Regions from separate parts of the Homo sapiens genome. Here region 1 is linked to region 2. The links are chromatin loops, found by intact Hi-C in ENCODE. Cell type or tissue: K562. All regions are shown on one strand. Each heading gives the region's core, and the rest is flanking DNA. Links, peaks and the distances in the headings are about the cores only. Region 1 overlaps DLGAP1 (DLG associated protein 1). Region 2 overlaps MYL12B (myosin light chain 12B).

What was found. Peaks named below come from ENCODE experiments on the same cell type or tissue, not always from the same donor. Only the 100,000 strongest peaks of a DNase experiment are listed, where the experiment ranks them.
Region 1: it touches region 2 in a loop (13-fold over the local background); 25 of 110 quality-filtered maps call a loop at or near these places.

The regions. Positions count from the first base shown.
Region 1 is chr18:3,865,153-3,875,652 of GRCh38, reverse strand. All of the region lies in intron 4 of DLGAP1 (DLG associated protein 1), which reads left to right. Among named protein-coding and RNA genes, the nearest start is that of DLGAP1-AS3, 7.8 kb to the left of the region's middle. In K562, for the core only: a CTCF peak has its summit at 5,582 (motif pointing right); a DNase peak (open chromatin) is centred at 5,602.
Region 2 is chr18:3,276,760-3,287,259 of GRCh38, reverse strand. MYL12B (myosin light chain 12B) reads right to left here. Exons shown (of 4, transcript NM_033546.4): 3 at 9,846-10,007; 4 at 8,799-9,495. The coding sequence ends at 9,323. Among named protein-coding and RNA genes, the nearest start is that of MYL12-AS1, 20 kb to the right of the region's middle. In K562, for the core only: CTCF peaks have their summits at 5,636 (motif pointing left) and 7,271 (motif pointing left); DNase peaks (open chromatin) are centred at 5,619 and 7,259.

The sequences.
Region 1 (10,500 bases), core at 794-8,793, 590 kb before region 2:
GAGATATTTCACAGTTGAAGAAGCTAAGATTTCGTAAATTAGGTTAAGTAACCTGCCCAAGGACACACAGCTAGTATGTGGCAACACGTTGGGTCAAAACTGATTTGTCTGCTTTCAAAGTCTGTATTCATTTACTATGCCCAATCTCTACCTCCTCCAAATACAAAGCAGAGGAAGGAAGCAGTGTATATCAAATATCTATTATGTGCCAGAAACTGTGTATGTCTCATTAAGTACTCAAAACAACTTTGTAGAGTATTATTTACTTTAGTTTTATAGACAACAAAACAGGCACAAATGCTTAAATCATTTGCCCAGGAACACATAAACAGTAAGTGGGGGAGCTAGCACTTGATCCCAAATCTACCCAACTCCGTAATATGCTTCAGTAATGGAAATGAGTGCGTATTTTTTATTTTATTACTTGATTTATTTTGTGGTAAATGTATGTGTGCATTTGACCTCATATGCATGTGAGAAGTTAAGAGGGCATGGATATGAAATTAGACTAACAATGAAACAACTGATTATGTCCCTAATTTGATTCAAGACTAACAAAGATGAAATTAGTAATCACCAATAATAAAGTCTAAATACTAGCAAAGCTCTGCTTCTCTCTTTGCGGAATTATCACTTAGAATTCGCTTAATTTAGGCCATTGCCATGATTCTATAGAAAATGAGAAGTCTATAAGTATTTAGCCTCTGCCTGACATTGACTTAGGAATCAAATACTGTAGCTTGAAATCGTTGCAAGTCCCAGTTAATACGGTCAATTGTATTATGAGTGATAAGTGCTCACTCACAAGCTGTCTGCAGTTAATAAAAAAAGGGACTCCTTTTTTTTCCAATATTGTTATTTTTAAATGTCAAGAATCAGATGTCTGCTGTTTAGAACTATTGTACCGCTGCCAGTGACTGTCTGTATTAGGGTTGGGAGCAGGAACATGGATTTGAAGACATTAAAACTGTTTAATTCTCAGTTGAGATGTGGTTGGCTCTTATACATTTGGAATAAAGCATTTATGGCACATCTCAGGGTAAGTGCTTAATAGTTAAATAAATAAAATAGGAAGAGGTTCAGAGATAGAATAAAAGGTGGTTTTTGTTGTTGTTTTGTTTTTGCTTTTAAAAAGCAGAATTCTTGGTTCTGTTTATGCCTCTTTATGTAAATGTTGTATGTTGAGTGACTGACATATAAAGCCATTCAGAAGAGCAAGATTTTAGATTTCCAACTGTTAACCTAAAAGAAAAATCCCTTCAAACAGTGTATTTTGCATTCATTCAGCCGTAGAAACAGGAAAAGGGAAACAAAACGCTCTCTCCGCGGTAGAAGTGGAGAGAGAGAGACAGAGGGAGCGAGAGAGAGAGCAAGACAGACCGAGAAGGAAAGCACTCCCAGAGATGAAATTTTAGGAAAGCAAAATGATCGACCTTTTTAAGGCTGAGTGGGTTTCTTCAGTTTGTGTGCAAGTTTCAAGAAATGGAAGGACTGACCAGGTTTGGGTATAACTCTTTTATTACTTTGTATTTGGTAATAGTGTGGTGTTGATTTGGATGGTTTTTGTGGTAGGGAAAGGAAGGGGTAGTATTTGTGATTTTATTTCTCCTCTAAATAATGGCTAGAAAGACTGGAAGAGCTGACAAATTAATGTGTGCACAGATAGTAAAAAAGCAGATGGAGACATCAGATATCTACAAATCTGTGTCTCCACAAGGGCTTTATAAAATCTTTAATTGACACATGATCTCCTTAGATCTGCTAGGTGCTCTTAGAGGATATTATATGGCTGGTGATTGAAATATGATCGGTTGTTTTCCAGGACCAGGATTCTGAATAGTTACTGTTGCTTTGCAAAATTAACATTTATGATGATTGCTCTTTTTGGGGGTGGGGGTCTGCTTAAATAAGGTACCACACAAGATCACTGAGGAAGCATTCATAAGCATGAATCCAGGATCTTTTAAATACAGGTAAAATTATTTTTTTCAATAATTGGTTCAAGATTATTTCCATCTTTGCCCAGTGGGAGTTTTCTTTCCCTGGCTGAGTTTTCCTCCCTCTTGTGTTAGAACAATTTTAAGTCTCCCAATTCAGTTAAAACTACTTTACATGCAATTTATGAAAGTGCTGAACAGTTCTGCTAATGACTTTGGCTACTGGGATGTTTCTTTGCTGCCTTTTTCTGAAATCCCATCCACCACATTCATTGATGATTTTCTTTATTTTTAATTTAAATTGCCCTAATAATCCAGCAAGTGAATGTCAAGGTTCCTGAATGGATTTCCTATTGGGTTTGCACAATCTTCTCCCTGTTTTTCACTGATCTTGGTAGAGATGCCCCTCTTCATTCATAAAAAGATGAGATTGCTCCTGCCTGGTGCTAACTTTGGATGTGGAATCAGTGATCAGCAGCAGAATTCTGTTAATTCTCTCTCTCTGATTCTCTTTTATTCTCACTATTGTCAGGTCCAATTAATAAAGGGAAAAAAAAATTGACAAAACATTGTGAGAAAGCAGCAGTCCAGAAAGACTCAGTGGTAGTAAAGGGAAGATCAAAAATATATAGGAAAGCCTTCTTGGAAGTTATTAAAGAAACTTTATTATTCTTGGCCTTCAGTTTCACTGTTTTCTAAAGACATTTTCGGCAACACCAAAGTGCTTGGTTAGCCACAGTCAGAGGTTTCTGCCTGTAACACACACTTTCTGATCTCACAGAATTCCAATCTACTAATTAAAGGCATAGCATTAGTTAGCAAAGAGTGAAAGAGAAAAACTAGCCTTGGATCTCTCAGTGGCCAGTAGATTTCGTTTCCCCTTTTTCCATTCTCCTCAGAAGACAGTTTGCTTGATTGCAAATTAAAGACAGTAAATCAAGGTAATCATTCACCATTCTTTAAGAGAACTATTCACCCACAGTCTCTAGCCCACATGAGATCATGGCATTACACAATTTTACACAGTGATTTGTGAATGGTAGAACACATTGCTCTTTTGTGTCAGGTTTTTTAGGAACTGCTAAAAAATATATGCAGTATTGCCAGGCTGACTTTAATTTGTAATTAGATTATGTTTTCCACCACTTTGGGTTTAGGTTCAAAGACAACAATCTGTCTTAGTGGGTTATCACACAGGGAGAATTTTTTTTTCACATTATTTTGGTAAATTCATATTTAAGTGTTTTTCCAAATTCTTAAATTAAAACCACAATAGGTAATTGCATTAATTTTTTTTCAGTGACTGATTTACTTATATTCAACCCAGTCCTCTATGTTTATAAACTAAAAGGTAATGATATAAAGAATCAATTAATTACTGTTACACAGAGATAAAGGAGAAAATATTGTGTAAAGAAAGGCATAACATTTACTCTTACTGTTACTTTTGACCAAATTCTTGTTTTTAATTTTTTTTTTTTTTTTTTTTTGTCTTGGAGAGCACTCACGTGATTAAAGAAAGACCTCTTCTGATTCCCTGATCTTTTAAATGTAGGAATATTTAGGACTCTCATTAAAAACTTTTTGTTTCATTTGCTAAAGTCTAGCAATATGCCTGCTTTTTTTCCATTTCTAAGATATATTTATACAATGAATTTTCTGGATATGTGGGTCCTTTTGTGTATATTAGGTCACTGTTCTCTGTCAACTGGAGTTTCTACTAATTGTTTCACAGAATTAGGAAACTTCCCACAAAAATCAGGCTTGTGATATCACAGAACTGTCTATGAAGCAGAATTATGTGAGCCTGCGGTTACTGCATGCCAGGTGCATGTGTGCAGGTTTATATATACACCTTCTATCTGCATAGGTATCCCTGCAACAATACTTCTAAAATATGCATTTATACACATGCTGTTTTTGATCTCTGATTCATGAACTCAGATCCATTTTAAGAGTGCCATTTCACAAAGTCCATGGAAGAGGTATGACTATGAAGTGGAGAAACAGATTTTTCATAGACGTTGGAAAATTCATTACTGTGCTTTTCCAGTGATTATATTGAACTTCACCTTGGACCATTCGTGTAGACTAGTTAGGGATGTCCTGCTTCTCTGGTGTAAGAATAAAGAGGTTTTAGTCCCCTTAATAAGGGAGAATCCAACAATTGTAAAATAAATGACTTTTGCTCTCCTTAATTTTTTTAACCACAATTTAATATACGCTTGCAAGATTGTCTAACTCCTCCCTGATTTAATTCTCCGAGACTCTAAAATCATAAGATACATAATTAAAGGACCAGGCAGAGTTGGGTTTTTTTCCCCTTAAAATGACAATTTTAGAATAGTAGAACCTCCTGATCAGAAGGTCATCTGGTGTAGCTTCCCATTCACACTAATCTCCCTGCAATGCGGACATTGTATCTTCCTATCTATTTTTCATCTAATAATCTCCTTGTAAAAGAAGGCTTTGAAATTATTTAGTCCAATTTAGTTTTTTGAAAAGAGAAAAATCCTAAGGAAATACCTCGATGAAATCAGTCATCTTGCCAGTGGAACCTGGCACTCGCAGGCTCACTGCCTGGCTACCAGTGCTGTTCTCTTCCCATTATGTTGTACATATTCTATTATCCATTCTCATAACATCCTTTTAAGGCAATGGGGCCAAGGCACAGGGAAGCAAAGGGAGAAGCGACATTATCTGAAAGTTAGAGTTGAAGCAAGTTTGTGACTCAACAGTCTCAGAAGAGGCAAAGATTAACTAAATAATGCCTGCAATTATTTATTTTAACTTCCAAAGAAAAGAAATTGGTGTGTTCCTCCTTTAATGGATGAGTTTTCCCTGGATCATGGTAAACCACGTAGCAAAGGAGGATGCATAGAGCAGAACACATTAGGATATGTGATCTTTAGGGAATTTGCTCAGAGCCCTGGTTAGATTTTGAAGACAGCATGCATCCTTCCAGCATCTTCCACTCCTTTGAAATCAGCATCCCTCATCTTACTTCTCCAGGATAAAAATTAACATAGCTGTTACCATATTTGCAAAGGCCAAACTTTATTTGATAGATAGATAGATAGATAGATAGATAGATAGATAGATAGATAGATGTATTTATGTATAAAATATGTATGGTGTGACAGGTAGGAATTACGTATTGGAACAATGGGACCATGGGACCAAATATATTAAATGGGAGCAACTGCAGCAAATCTGAGAGGAATAGTGTGCAGGATACATACGCTAAAAGCTACAAGCTAATCTCTTAGTTATTGCCCCCTACATGTAAAAGTAAGTGATTGGAAAGGATTTATCTCTAAAATTGGAAATGCTACATGAAATATTGTAAAGTGGAATCAATACGGGTACATATGGGCACAATAATATCACATGTATGCCTGTAGAGAATCATATATATGTATGGCCACTTGCTCTATCATTGAATATTTAGAGGTAAAGCTTCCTTAATTTTATGTGCACAAGAATCACCTTGAGAGTGTCTATAAAATGAGGATCTCTGGCATCCACCCAAGAGATTCCGATTTCATAGATATGGGATGATTCTGACAGTGATCAATCCCAGAACTGCATTTTAAGTAACCCAGTTCTAGGGAACTGTAAGGCTTAATTTCTCATTGTATTTACTGAAGGGGGCAGTAGAGCCTAATAGATGAAAATATGGGATTCAGGCGCTCTGACTGCAAGCTTTATTGATGCTGGCTTGCTACATGACTTTGGGCTCTACTTAGCACTTCTATTTCTACATCTGTAAAATGGGCATGATGATATGACTGTGTTTGCTTCAGGTCTTAGAAACAAATTTAACTTCAAATTTGAGAAATAAATGAAAAATACAGTGTGAAAATATTCCAAGTTTGTAGATCCTCAAACATTAACAAGCTTTAGCTCTTTCCCATGTTTCATGTACCATACCACTTTTTCCTTTGTATTTCACTTCATCTAGTTTTTATTAAGCTGGCATTGGGATTAGCATGTCTGATTCTGTGGTAAAGAAAAGCCCTTTCCAATATGGGATGACAGTAGGTCTTAATCACAGTGTGGGTGTAAAATTTCACTGTCTTGTGTGCCGACTAAACGCAGAAAGCTTTCGTCTGAAGTCGAGAGTATCACAGTCAATCTTTTTTTCTTTTCTTTTTTGAAAGACAGTGTTTCCCTTTGTCACCCAGGCTGGAGTCCAGTGGTGTGATCATGGCTTACTGTAGCCTTGACCTCCTGGGCTCAAGCGACCCTCCCACCTCACCCTTCAGCGTAGCTGGGACTACAGACTCAGGTCACCGTGCCAGACTAATTTTTTATGTAGAGACGGGGTTTCGCTATGTTGCCTAGGATGGTGTTAAACTTTTGGCCTCAAGGGATCTTCCCACCTCGGCCTCCCGAAGTGCTGAGATTACAGTTGTGAGCCACTGCACCAGCCTGGATTAATCTTTTGATAGCTCAGCCTCAGTGGATCAGGTTTTCCCATGGCTTGATATTGGCTGATGGAATATAATTCTGGCTTCTTCAAGCTTTAGTGTATTCATACAGGGAAAAAAAAAAAAAACGCAATACACACTTGCTTTTGTTTTCATACGTTAAGTCTGTCAAGCTCCTGCTGCCTTATTCCAGACAGCTCTGGTAAGTCAACAGGACAAGCTTAATTAGTAATAACAGTCATAGGAGGTGTCTACAAGGGAACTCTATCCACCATCATCACCTCTTTAATTGGCTTAGGAGAACCAGGTTCTCTGTGGAGTGTTTCCTCCGTGGTGCTTTTCCACCATTGATAGAAGATGACCAAATGTCCTTGGCCATCACTCTTCTTTGCTCGTGCCCAAAGTCGCTAAGCCAGGTATATCATTCTTCTAATGTTGTAGAAATTGAAAAGAGCAAGTAAACACTGAAGCCAGATCTCTCTCATGACCTCTTCTCCACAGAACCATCGGAAGTTCAAACTTCTTCTGTGAGCCCTGTGACTTTGGGCAGTCTAAATTCTACCTCGCCTGCTTCTCCAATGTCATCAAAACAATGAAAACAAAACCATTCAGAATTCACAGGAAGGGTTTAATACATTTAATGAAATTATATCTCTTAATTATGAAAACTTGACCAAATAGGCTTGCCATTTTTGGTTATAAAAGTGGAAATTAGTGATGATAGAGATCATCCTATGGACACTATAAGACTCTGTAGGCCATCCCAGGACCTGCAGTTTACACTCTGAATGCCACCTGCCAGTCTAAGCTCCTCTGTGGACGTCCATCTGGCTAGCATCCCCTTAGGCAGTAAATAAGTAGGGAGAGAGGCCTTTCTACAGGACTTTTCCTTTTAAAGTCCTTTAAAGGAACCCTACCTGTAATCCTTAGAAATTTTATGTCTTTGTCTTCTCTCCTTAACTAGCAAAAGTTTCAAAGGCTTATCTGTAACTCAAGGGGTGTCAGTTCATTTGTTTGCAAATGAAACCTGAGCTTTCTGAAAATGACTCCCCTGCAAAATCATTCCCCCATAACACTCCTCCAGCCTTCTAGTCGATTTTAGATCGTTTCCTGTTCTCCCACCTCTTGGAAGTATTCCATGGCACGCTGAGCAGACACTTTTAGTCAAAAACGCCTATAAATAGCTGATTTTCCCTGCTTACTGCCTTCTCTCTAAGGCTTTCACAAAGGAGGTGAAACGAATCCACTAGAAACAAGAGCTTTCTGTGAGGGGTGTGTGGTGAGGCTTATGAAAAATCAAATCCACAGGCCGAAAATTATCGTGTAGGTAGCTTTGCCATATTTGAGTTACGCAATCACTGCATGGAAAAAGAAACATTTTATTTCATGCCAGAAGATCTCATGAACTGAACAAGCCATCAAGTGTGTCTCATCTGAACTTTCATGCTTCTTTAAAAACATGTACTTTGACTTTCACACTGCTATAAAAACAAAAAATAAAAAAAAACAAGTTTTATTTATTAGATTCTATTTGTAAATCTAGATAACCAATTCCTGTAGCCTTTCCATCATGGGAAATTTGAAATGATTTTCCCCATCCCCATTTCTCCTCCCAACAGCCCTTCTCTTTTGCCTACGAGGCCCCACCCATGGTCCACATCACAGAGCCCCCAGAGTGGGGCATGACACTCCTGGAACACTGTGCCCATGCTAGGCAGGACCTTAATTTCTTCGTTCACTGATCTTACTGACACAAGCCTTAGAAACCCATACCAGTGGTTAATTTCATCCCCTCCTCCTTCCTTCCCCACCCCGTGAACCCTCTTTAGCAAGAGAGCTGAGCTCAGCAATACTTTCCCCTCCCCAGTACTCCCTTCTCTCACTTCTTTTCCCTTTCCTTTTGTGCAGCTATTTTATTACATAATTTGGAAGGGAATCCTAGTCCAAGATTGTCAGTTTACAATGAGACAACTGAGATCTGGAGAGGCTAAGTGGCATTTCCATGGCCCTCAGTTGTGGAGAGAGGCGGGGAAAAGCAGTGGCACTCAAAAGTCTTCCTGAGCTCCTCTTATTTTCAAGTTATCTTGATGTTACCCACACTGTGACTCACAGTGTTAATAACACTGATTCTGGCTGGGCGCAGTGGTTCACACCTGTAATCCCAGCACTTTGGGAGGCCAAGGCGGGCGGATCACGAGGTCAGGAGTTCAAGACCAGCATGGCCAACATAGTGAAACCCCGTCTCTACTAAAGATACAAAAAAATTAGCCGGGTGTGGTGGCATGTGCCTGTAGTTCCCAGGTCCTTGGGAAGCTGAGGCAGGAGAATTGCTTGAACCCGCGAAGCAGAGGTTACAGTGATCCAAGGTAGCACCACTGCACTCCATCCTGGGTGACACAGCAAGACTTTGTCTCAAAAAATATATATAAATAAAATAAAAAATAACACTAATTCCACACTTGATGGATATTCAAGACATTTCCTTCCAGTCCCAGCCCCTGCCCTTTCCACTCTGGTGGCTGGATCTAATTTGCTGTGGCCTACGCCCTGTCTATTGCTAAAGTTTCTAGAAAGAGCATCTCATTATGCCTTTCTTTATTAATTTTCCAAGAACACACACCATCAATAGAAGCAGGTGTCTGGAACAACTCAAAGTATCACTTAGCCCAGTGCATTTTGTACTTTTTAACCACCAAAGTCTGTGTTCAAATAAAGCAAAACATGTAAAACAATTTAAAACAGCACTACTCACATGGACGCAAGAACAGGAGGTTTCAAATCTAAATTCTCTCCCCAAGCCACCCCACCCCACCCTGTACCTGGGCTGTCTATAATTTGAAAACTACTGCCCATTCCTTCCCTATTAATCAATCTAAGCTGTCTAAGAAAGAGTTTAATGATCCAGGAGGGAAACTTCTGTATCTGTTCTTAATAAGCCCACTCTTAATAAATGAGATCAATCGGAAAACTCTGATAAGTTCCCCCCAAAAAATTGGGATCTGTATTCTGAGCTTGGAAAGTTATCCGTCCCCAGTGTGGTAAGTTGTATTAGCAGCAGCAGCAGCAGTCCAGACTGCAGCCCTGGTGCCCTGCCCTTCATTAAAAAGACAGCAATTGATCCTGGGACTCCAGGAGTTCCTGATTGACTCAGACTACAAAATCACTTTTGGGCTTTAAGCTCTGATAGACAAATTCTTATGTTACCTTCATACCTTTTCTCCAGCTGTGACCCAAAAAAAGAGGAATTGACTTTTTTAGGAACACACAGGCCCCTTGACTCCCAGGCTAGTGCTCTTTCCACAGCACCATACTGAACATCTTTTCATCTCCATCCCATGCTGGATCCACTTTTATGTGACCATGACTAAGAATAAGATGAAGATGGGGTAAAGGGAACAAGAAGGAGAGTAAGAAGAACTTTAACTTACTAAGAAGGTTCTATGGACTTGTGTTTACCATACATTGTTCTTCTTACATTGTCTTTATTTCTGGAAGTTTCTGGGGTAGCCGTTCTGACCCCTGTTTTATATGAAAAGGAGGGTATTAAATTTGCTCAAGATTATTCTCCTAGTAAGTGACAAAACTGAGATTTAAACTCTGGCCTGTCTGATTCCACAATCTGTTTGCTTTCCACCATAACATGATGCCTCTGCTTTGCAAATATTTCCTTTGGTCTTCTCTTGAAGGATTTTTAAATGAGAATTTCTTTTAATAACAATTAAAAATGAATAATTATGGTTTAAAAAACAGGTTCTACTTCTATGATTAGGTGTAAAACTAAATCTAGTTTGGAAAGTAGTCATGTTTGAAAACAAGTAATATATGAGGTTGATTTGCAAAGTGAGATATATAAAAAGGTTGTAATAGGACATTATTTCATGTCAGTGGAAATGTATATCTCAACCTATGAAAGAACCTTTACTCAAGGCTCCTTGTGTTTATTTGCTTGTCTGTTTCAACAAGAAACAATACTACTGACCCCATGAGACTGCCAGCCTAATTGTAGTTATAACATTGTTAATAACACTGTAAGGTTCTTACGGACAAATATGCACTGTCTGCCCATTTAATATTCTTTGCTTAATTTAATTTTGGAATGTCTGCTTCTGAAATGATTAGGAAGTAAACTA
Region 2 (10,500 bases), core at 1,071-9,070:
GAGATAAAAATTAAAACAATTGAACTCATGGAGATAGAAGAAGGATGGTTACCAGAGGCTAGGAAGGGTAGTCGGAGGCAGGGGAAAGTGGGGATGGTTAACGGGTACAAAAATAAAGTTAGAGAGAATGAATAAGATCTAGTATTTGGTAGCGTAACAGGGTGACTACAGTCAATGATAATTTATTGTACATCTTTAAGTAGTTGAAAGAGTATAGTTGGAATGTTTGTAACACAAAGAAATGCTAAATGCTTGAGGTAATGGAAACCCCATTTACATGGATGTGATTATTATGCATTGCATGCCTGTATCAAAATATCTCATATATGCCATAAATATATTTGCCTACTGTGGACCCACAAAAATGAAAAATTAAAATTGAAAAAAAAAATGTTTAAAACTGAACTCGTCATTTTCTCCCCCAAAACTTTGTCCTGAACTCTCTATCTCTCTTGACTACACCTCCACCCACTCAGCTACTCCGTAAGCCTGAAAGTGAGTGATCCCAGACTCCTATCCATCCCCATATATGTGTTCCCTGTGTCTCCTTCAGGGCTCCTAGTATGCTCACCAGCAGCTGCAAGTGACCCACAAAATCAGGCCACTCTGGCATCTACTTGCACTTTCTCCCTTCACTCTCCATCCCACCTGGTCTGATCCTTTAGCTCCCTCCTCCTGGCGAAGTTGGATGCATTTGATACTGCCTTTGCACGAGTTCCCTAGGCCTTGATCTGACATAGGCTTGGATGTTGATATGGTTTGGCTCTGTGTCCCCACCCAAATCTCATGTCGAATTGTAATTCCTAGTGTTGGAGGAAAGGCCTGGTTGGGGTGGGTGTCCCCCTTGCCGTTCCTGTGATAGAGCTCTCACAAGATCTGGTCATTTGAAAGTATGTAGCACTTCCCCTTTCGCTCTTTCTCTTCCCTCCTCCCGCTCTCTCTCTTCCTCCTCCTCCCGCCATGTAAGACGTGCTGGCTTCCCCTTCAGCCATGATTGTAAGTTTCTTGAGGCCTCCCAGCCAAGCCTCCTGTACAGCCTGCAGATCTGTGAGTCAGTTAAACCTATTTCCTTTATAAATTACCCAGTCTCAAGTATGTCTTTGTAGCAGTGTAAGAACTGACTAATACAGATGCTGTCTGTCCATTTCTACTGATACCTTCAAGTAGACCTGCAGCGACATCCTGATCCCTGTCTTCCAGGGGAGGGAAAGCACGGTGTCACTCCTATCATTTCTGCAACTGCCCGCTTCTTCACCATCTCACTCCTTTTTGGCCGAAGTGCTGCAGGAGCTCCTTAACTAGTCTCCTACTTCTAATATTAGAATATAATATTTCCCACCCCCAATGTATTTTTTTCTACTGCTATTAGTGATCTTTGTTGTTGTTTTTTTCTGGGATTGGTTTTCACATTTGTATTGGGGGCCACAGGGAAGGGAGCTCTTCCCTGTCAATAGAGGAGCTCACAGATTCTTCAGTCACTCCTACTTCTTCAGAATCTTCTTCCAATTCATTCATTTTCTCAATCTCCACCACTCCAGCTCAGATCTTTCTAAGAATACGGGTGAACCAATGACAGGGCCAGGAAGGTGGCATCCAGGCCCAACCAACACAAACACCAAAGTTCTCACCATCTTTGCCGTAGCACTGCTATCAGGAGCCCCCGAACCCATGGTACTCAAGAGCCACTTGCTTACTTGGGAACATATGCTTGGCCCTTCAACATCTCTGTAGTAAAGTCATAAAGGAAAGATAACCCACTTTAACCTCCCTTCAAACTGAGGTGACAACTAGGATTTTATTCCCCTTATGCCAAGGAAGAAATTGCTTAATGGGACTACTTTGAGATTTTTCCTATGCTTGTAAAGAATATATCCTTTAGTTAAGATGATTATCATATGTTTTAGTTTTAATGGGAAATGCAAGTGCACATTCTAAAATTTTAAAAAGAAAGTGTTTACAATGTAATTAAGTTTTCCTCTCACCCCTGGCCCATGGCTACAAATTCCCACCACAACAGCAACTAGCTTCTGGTGTGTCTTTCCAGAGATGTTTGATTTATGGCTGCATGAACACACATGTGCACATATGCATGGAACACACATATTATATATAAATTGATTTCAAAATACAATACCTGGGCTCTATTTTTTTTGTTGTTTTTTGAGAGGGAGTTTCACTCTTGTTGCCCAGGCTGCAGTACAGTGGCGTGATCTCGGCTCACCGCAACCTCCGCCTCCCGGGTTCAAGTGATTCTCCTGCCTCAGCCTCCCGAGTAGCTGGGATTACAGGCATAGGCCACCATGCCCAGCTAATTTTGTATTTTTAGAAGAGACGGGGTTTCTCCACGTTGGTCAGGCGGTCTCGAACTCCCAACCTCAGGTGATCCGCCCGCCTCGGCCTCCCAGAGTGCTGGGATTAGAGGTGTGAGCCCCTGTGCCCGGCCTACCTGGGCTCTATTTTAAACCAAAGCCACAGATTTCCCTATCTGCTTGTCATTTCTGACCTCTGTGACACAAGCACAAAAGCTGGAACACATACTTGTCCCTGACTCACACTGCCCTGGCCTGGACAACCCCGACCTGCACCACAGGTCCTCACGGCCGGCCCATCCCACCCTCAATCTGTTATCAGTGTCTCTTTCACAGGTGAGGAGGTAGCTAATTTTGATACCTATGTCCAATTTAGCCCAGGTGCAAAGAAAGTAGGAGAGTGCCTTTGTATTTTCTAAATCAAACGCATCTTTTCAAATAAAAGAAAAATGTGCCACGGAAGAGTTTCAAAATCGAGGTCCGTTTTCACATATTCAGGTAAAGTAGCAAAGTGGTAGCAGTGACATGACAGATAGGTGCAACATATGAGGTCAAAAAGAAAAAAATCACAACAAAAATCATATGCATAAAAACACAGATATGCACTGAAAAGGTAAGCAAGAATCTAACCTTTTCCATCTCCATGATTATGCAGAGTAGAAAAGCTTATTTTTCATCTCTTTAAAATTACCTTGTCTGTTTCCTCTTGGCAATAACTTGGTCACATCCATCTGTCTTCTGTTTCACTTGATTTACTCAGGCCTGGCCAATGCTGCCAGCCTGACAATGAGCCCGGATTTGCACGGCCAGCCCGGATTTGCAGGTCTCTCCAGTGTGGCCGCTGTGGACTGGCAGTGGGCTCTCCTCCGCCCCTCCCCTCCACAGGGCAGGATGGGCTTGCTTCCCATCTGCCAGGCAACTCAGGGTCCGCAGCTCTGCATGGCAAGCCCATCAGATAAAGAGGGATTCCTGCTCTTGTTTGGTGGGTGTTCTATGACGAGGTTGGGGTTTTGTCTTTTAACAGGGAAAGAAATAGCCAGACTCACAAACAAGGGAGGGGCAAGGTTATATAAATGTGATATTGTTCAAGGAGTGTGCTGTGAAGATCCCCTAGCTACCTTAGACTGGGAACTAAGACCAGATTTGGAGCAAGGAGAGAGGCCCACCCCAGAGAGACACAAGCCTTTTTTGCTTGGGAAGAGTTTCTCAGCACCACTGATTAAAATTTGCCGTTATGAATGGCAAATGTTCTAGGGTTGCTGAGTTTATTCCCATGAATGCGGGCCTTGTTTCCTGCTCGCTTCTCTGTTTACAGATCCTTGTCTTTTCCTGTTGACATCCTTGGTGTTTTCATACCCACGGGGAAGAGGAGAAGAGCAGCGCAGAACTCAAGGGCAATTCCAAAACAAAAGGAAAAGCTCTGGAGTTGGGTGGGGCAGACAGATCCCACTGCCTGATAAACGGGGTGAGACCACAGTGGCTAAGAAGAAGCCTGGATTAAGAGGCTAGATCTGGAGGCTTTGGGGCCTTAGTCTTCCGATCTGAGAAGTGGGAGCATATCTCTCAAGATGCCTTTCAGCAAGTGGTCCCTGCTCCCAAATGTTTATCATCTGGCAGCGATGAAACGCAGGTCATCTACTGAATTTCGTTAGCTTGTCTGTAAAATAATCAGGAAATCCTGGATATTTTCAATATAAAACTCTTCAAATTGAGGTTTTTCTATTTCGTGCTTGCTTGAGTTCTCAGCTATGCGATTGGCTGGTATGAAGGCGATCAGCGGTAGCACTGAGAGAACAAACATCACTGTCAGGGCAAGCATTTCTCAAAGCTCTCTTTGACCTCTTCAGTGAGCAGTTAGACACCCGTCGCAGCTCCTGAACAGCTGTTTGGCACCCTGGTAACAGATAAGAACTCACATTCGTTACGTGCTTCCAAAGTGCTGGGCATTAAAACACTCCCAGAGAGTAGGGTCCTAGTTTCGCTATCACCCTCGGCTCTCAGATGTAATGTACACTTCAGTAAGTAAGAACTGAATAAATAGATTGAATAAAAGATTACTTGAGAAAAAGTACAGTAAGCACAACCTCCCAAATGAGCCAACCTCAATTTACACTCGGATTATTAAAAAATGCGAGTAGACGAAGGTCCTCAGATTGGTTTTCGCTGTGCTAGTTACCAGTGTCCACGAGGAAATATGAATCATCATCAAGTTCATTAAGAATGACTGTCTGAAAGGAAGCCTGTGTCCTGGCAATACAATCAACTGCAGTTAAGTGCGGCTGGTAAAAGATTAGGCTGGTCTCCTGTGAGACGTGTTAGAACAGTGTTTTATATTTAAACACCCCCATTCATACGCATCTCACAAAATACTTTTCGTACCTTTTGAGACCAGCCTGGCCAACATGGCAAAACCCTGTCTCTACTAAAAATACAAAAATTAGCTGGGCGTGGTGGCAGGCGCCTGTAGTCCCAGCTACTTGGGAGGCTGAGGCGGGAGAATCTCTTGAACCTGGGAGGTGGAGGTTGCAGTGAGCCGAGATCACGCCATTGCACTCCAGCCTGGGTGACAGAGCAAGACTCCATCTCAAAGAAAAAAAAAATAGAAGCTGTCTCATAGTCATTTGTGCTAGACCTGTTTTTCATCAGCTTAGGTGCCTTATTAGAGTATATTATCTAGAACTATAATAGATACAGTTCTCAACATTCCTGAGGTGGTAATAATAGCATTCCTATATAAAGCATAATTTTACAGAGTATTTTCATACATAACCACTAGCTCTGTGCTTTAGCCTTCTCATCTCTAAAATTGAAGTGATGGTAACAAGAACGACTTGTTCAAGTCAGTAAGTGGAGGAAGTCTGGTCTTTTCAGTGCAAAGCCTATGATCTCATGTTCAACAAAGGTCATTATTTCGGTGTAAAAGCCACTGGAGCCAAGCTGAGATTCTGGCACTTTCCAAGCACTCAATAAATACTTGTAAATTAATGAAGGAAGGAGGAAGGAAGGAAGGAAGGAAGGAAGGAAGGAAGGAAGGAAGGAAAAAAGAGGGGAGGGGAAGGGGAAGGAAAAGGCAAAAGGGGTGGAGAAGGGGAAGGGAATTTGCCATTGATATTTGTAAAAAGGAGTCCTAGAGATTATTCCCTACATTTGGGGCTCATGAAATAGTATGAATTTAATTGTAAGACTTTTCATCAATTATTTAAGAAACAACTTTGAGAAAGTCACAGCATTACTGACAATAATGCTGTCTAGATACTCATGATTTGGCTGCTTTATCTCAAATTCATTAGGGAATGGGTTAAGACAGTACTATATTAAGAACAATAGTGCCACCTAGTGACACTTCTAGTTATTGTCTCTAAAATTGCCTATGACAACCATTCTAAAAAAAAAAGATCCACTTAAGAGACTGTGTGATATGTGCAATCCATCATCTTCATCATTTTTCTATACAAGAAACCTTTTCTTGAAATTTTAGTATGTGATAAATCTTTACATCCTCATTCAGATTTCCCAGATGATGTTTCTAAGGGATCTTTTTATACCCGATTTTTCAGTAGTTTATGTTTCTATTTCAAAAACTGTGTTTCTTATAATTTAAGAAATATAAATTTATTTTATATTTCTGTTTCTTATATTTTAACACATATCAATTTTGAGATGCAAATCAGTATAATTGCTGCTCGTAGGATAGACAGTATTAAATATATACATTGTGAGACATTCTGATCAGGCTACAGGTACTAATTATGTAATTAGGAAATTATAGGTTTAATGAGAAGCACCCATCTCGGTCAAAAAGGTTAGAAGCTCGACATTTCTCTAGCTTCTTTAGTTATACAAAGTTGAGCAGGTCAGGTAACTTCAGTAATCTCATCTGTGAAATGGGATGACAATTCCTACTTTATCCACTTCCTAGCGTTCTGAGGATCAAGCACAATTCACAAACGCTTGTAAAACTGGCTCATGACCATAAGAAACTATCGACGGTGTTTCCATAATCACTTTCTTGGGAGGAGCACAACTGCCTGCGCTCAGGTGACTGCCCCACTGCTTATTCCCTGTGTAACTTTGGGAAGTTACTTCCTTGCCCCCTGACATTTCATTTGTAGAACAGGGATAACAATACCTACCTCAGGCCGGCCGCGGTGGCTCATGCCTGTAATCCCAGCACTTTGGGAGGCTGAGGCGGGCGGATCACTTGAGGCCAGGAGTTTGAGTCCAGCTTGGCCAACATAGTGAAACCCCATCTCTACTAAAAATACGAAAATTAGCCAGGTGTGGTGGTGCACACCTGTAATTCCAACTACTTGGGAGGCCGAGGCACGAGAATCGCTTGATTGAACCTGCAAGTGGAGGTTGCAGTGAGCCAAGACTGTGCCACTGTACTTCAGCCTGAGTGACTCTGTCTCAAAAAAAAAAAACAAAAAAAACCCAAAAAGACCTACCTCAAAGGGCAGTTGTGTAACGTGCTTCGTACATAGTGAATACTCAGTGCATTTTCACTATGTGACCACACACACACACTCACTGCAGTGGCCACAGAATCAACCATCAACTTAGGAGATTGTCACTATGTGGTTCTCAAAAGGAGATATTAAGTAGACAAAGTTTTCATCGTCATCATTAATAATATTTACTGGACACCAAAAAGAAACAAAGTCTTGGCCCAGGTGTCTTCCACTACTGGATTCCACAACACTCTTCACAAATAATACAGATGAAACAGAACAGTGTGTCAGGTAAACGTAAGGCAGTCGAGAAACAACTAAGTTTTTTTGTTTTTAATCTTCAAAACTTTTCTCTCAATTTTTCAAATCTGGCTTTAAGCAGATCAATAAAATAAGCACAGTTACGATTATGCCAGAGATGGAAACAAGGCTGAGCTGGAGGGGAGGAAACAGATAGGACCCGGAGAGGCGTTTTATAGCTATCTCCCCTGGACCTGAGTCCATGCTGCCCCCTCTTGCCTGGACGACGGCAACAGCCTCCATACCGGCCTTCTTGCTTCTCTTCGTGCCCCTCCATTCAAGACACAGCACCAACACTGATTTTAAAAATATAAATCACCTTTCTTCCCTGCATTTCACATTAGGACTCTGCTCCAAATACCCTCCCTGGACCCGTATCATCCATGTGCTCTCCCGATGCTCCTACCACACGACAGCCTCGCCCTGATCCTCACATGGGTCCGGACCTCCTTCCTGTCATTCAGATCTCAGCTTACCACCCAGAGGCCTTTCCTGACCACCCTGTCATGCATGCCCAGTTCTCTGCACAGCACTTAACCTGAAATTGCACATGGATTGTCTGCCAGCAGAGAATGCAGTCCCACGAGGGCAGCATCCTTGTCTGTCCCACCCCCCAGTTATCCCCAACCCTTACAACAGTGTAGGGTACATAACAGGTGGTTGACAATGGTTCAATAATCATCAAGATTATCCCACCGTATTTTTCTGTTTCCTGTGAAACACACAATTCTCCACCTGGTTTTGTGACACATTGTGGTGAGTTTAAGCTTCTAAGTGGAAAAAAGAGCCAGATGTAGATTCTTATATTTGTTAGATCTTGGGCAGGAGCTTCAGTCTAAACTTCAGGTCTATTAATAAAAAGTAGAACTGATACCTCAGAGACTAAGAGGATTGGGTGATAAATGTGACAGTTCATATGAGCTGCTCCCTCATTCTAATGATAAAAGGAAGCCCAGGCAAATTGTTAGCAAGTGAATACAGACCAGCCTACTGCCCCAAGTTGTAAAGCACCAATATTAAACAACATATAAATGCTTTGGTGTTAAGCAGACAAAATACCATCACAATACTTTTAAGAGGGGAAATCGGTATTGAACAACGTTGGGTAATTTTTTAAAACGGATTTTTTCCTTTTTTAGATTGTTCTCTTTATTCTCGTATTGCTTGGCCTTGAGGATTCTGAGCTCACAGCAACCTTGTCTTTCGGCTCTTTTCTAGTCTATATATTACATGAAGTGCCTTCAAACACACAATAGTATTGTTTATTTTAACCTGGAATAGAATTTTCTGAAATTCTGTTCCAATCATCAATTACCCCAAGATTATTTTAAATTTCAATAATGACCACAGAATTGTATCATAATAGAACAGAAATGTCTTGACTCTTTTAGACATTTGGGGCTTTTCAGAGACAGTATCGTGGTTCCAGCACTGTGAGCTCTGAAGTTAGGTGCCCTAGGTTGGAATTCCAACTCATGTCCTAATAGTTACCCTAATCAACTGCTCAAGTATGCTAGGTCCTCCCACTTGAAATACAGGGCTAATAAAAATCCCACAAGGTTGTTGGGAAGATTCAAGAAAAATTGTGTAGGCACAACGCTCCACATATAGTAAATGTACAATAACTAATCTTCGGAATTTTGCCTCTTCTCAGAATCTTAGATGAACGCAATGTTTAATGTTTTCCCAGATACATTCTATATTTATCATTTAATAAACATCTGACTAGAAGCGTGAAAAACAATGGCATAACTAGTTTTTACTGCATAATAATGTTAAAGGGTACTTAAAAGTTCTGAAGAACACTGTCCCATATATGTGAAAAATCAATTTTACCATAAAACCTGAATCATATGAAGTTGAAAACCTGAAAAAAGGACTACCCCCACCTATCAATCATTTGTTTAACTTGCCATTACATTGCATTTGAGTCAGCATAATCTTTATTTCAAAATAACATTTTTATTATATAAAAATGTAAAAATCCAGCAAAACCAGAAATACGAATATATTTTTCTGGGCTTTCACATTTGTTGATTTTTATTCGCGATCTTTTTCAATACAATTTACACCCTCATCCCCATTTCCAGTCTGATTATACAAGTGCTAAGTGGCAGAAAGGTCTGGAATAAATACATCAAAAAGAAGAGGCAAAGCTGTGAAACTAAGTTGCATGCAACAGGTTCTATGAGGGTGGGGGAAGTGTCTGAGAAGTAAAAGAGAGTAAGACAATGTAACTGGAAGATTTTAGCTAAAGTTCTTTCAGTCATCTTTGTCTTTGGCTCCATGTTTCAGGATGCGTGTGAACTCGATGTAATTGAAATTCCCCTTTTTGTCAATAGGTGCTTCTCTGTACAGCTCATCCACTTCCTCATCTGTAAACCGATCCCCCATGGTTGTCAGCAGCTCTCTTAGGTAATCTTCCTGAATGGTGCCTGGAAGACAATAGAAAGAAGAAAGCAGTCATCAATACTTCCTGGCACTTTGATGGTTCATTCCTAAAGCTTGTCAATCGTATAAAATATTTCAGAATATCCATATCTATAAACAAAGTAAGTTAGTGAACTAAGGCTATATGAACTATATCATTATGTTTTCCAATTATTCTTAGAGTTCTGTGTTAATATTAGATCAAATCATTTAAAAGCTCAGAAACAGATCATATGCTTACAAAATTATTCTTAAGCAAATATTTTCTAAAGGTAAAAAAAGAAAACCCCTTCTATTTCACAGAAGTACTTTATATAGTGTGGAATGAGGCTGGGCATAAACAAATAGCACTCACCTGTTGCTTCTTCATCAAAGCAAGCAAAGGCGTTTCTGATGACATCTTCAGGATCTGTGCCATTTAACTTCTCACCAAACATGGTCAGGAACATGGTGAAATTGATGGGCCCTGGGGCCTCATTCATCATGGCATCAAGGTATGCATCAGTGGGATTCTTCCCTGTAAGAATACACATTTTAACATTTAAAGACAAAAACATTTAATTTCAATAGTTATTTCACTATTATTATGCTCCCCAACATATTTTTAAAATGTACATCATTTGAAACTAATTTTTCAATTAACTTTAAGAACATTTTAAAAAGATTATTTTTGACAACTTAAAAAATATTGGATACATCATTATAAAAATGTATTCCAGGCTTATATTGAAGGTTATTTATTCGTTTATGTGAACTTTCTGTTCATTATTTTTCATTAAAAACAAAACAAAAACCTGAAGCCAGGCAGTGCCACATTATTACATCTTAATTTTTTTTTTTTTTTTTTTTTGGACTATAGGCATGTGCCACCATGCCCTGCTAATTTTTTGTTTTTTGTAAAGACTGGGTTTCACTATGTTGCCCAGGCTGGTCTTGAACTCCTGAGCTCAAGTGATCCACCTGCCTTGGCCTCCCAAAGTGATGGGATTGCAGGCGTGCATCACCGCGCC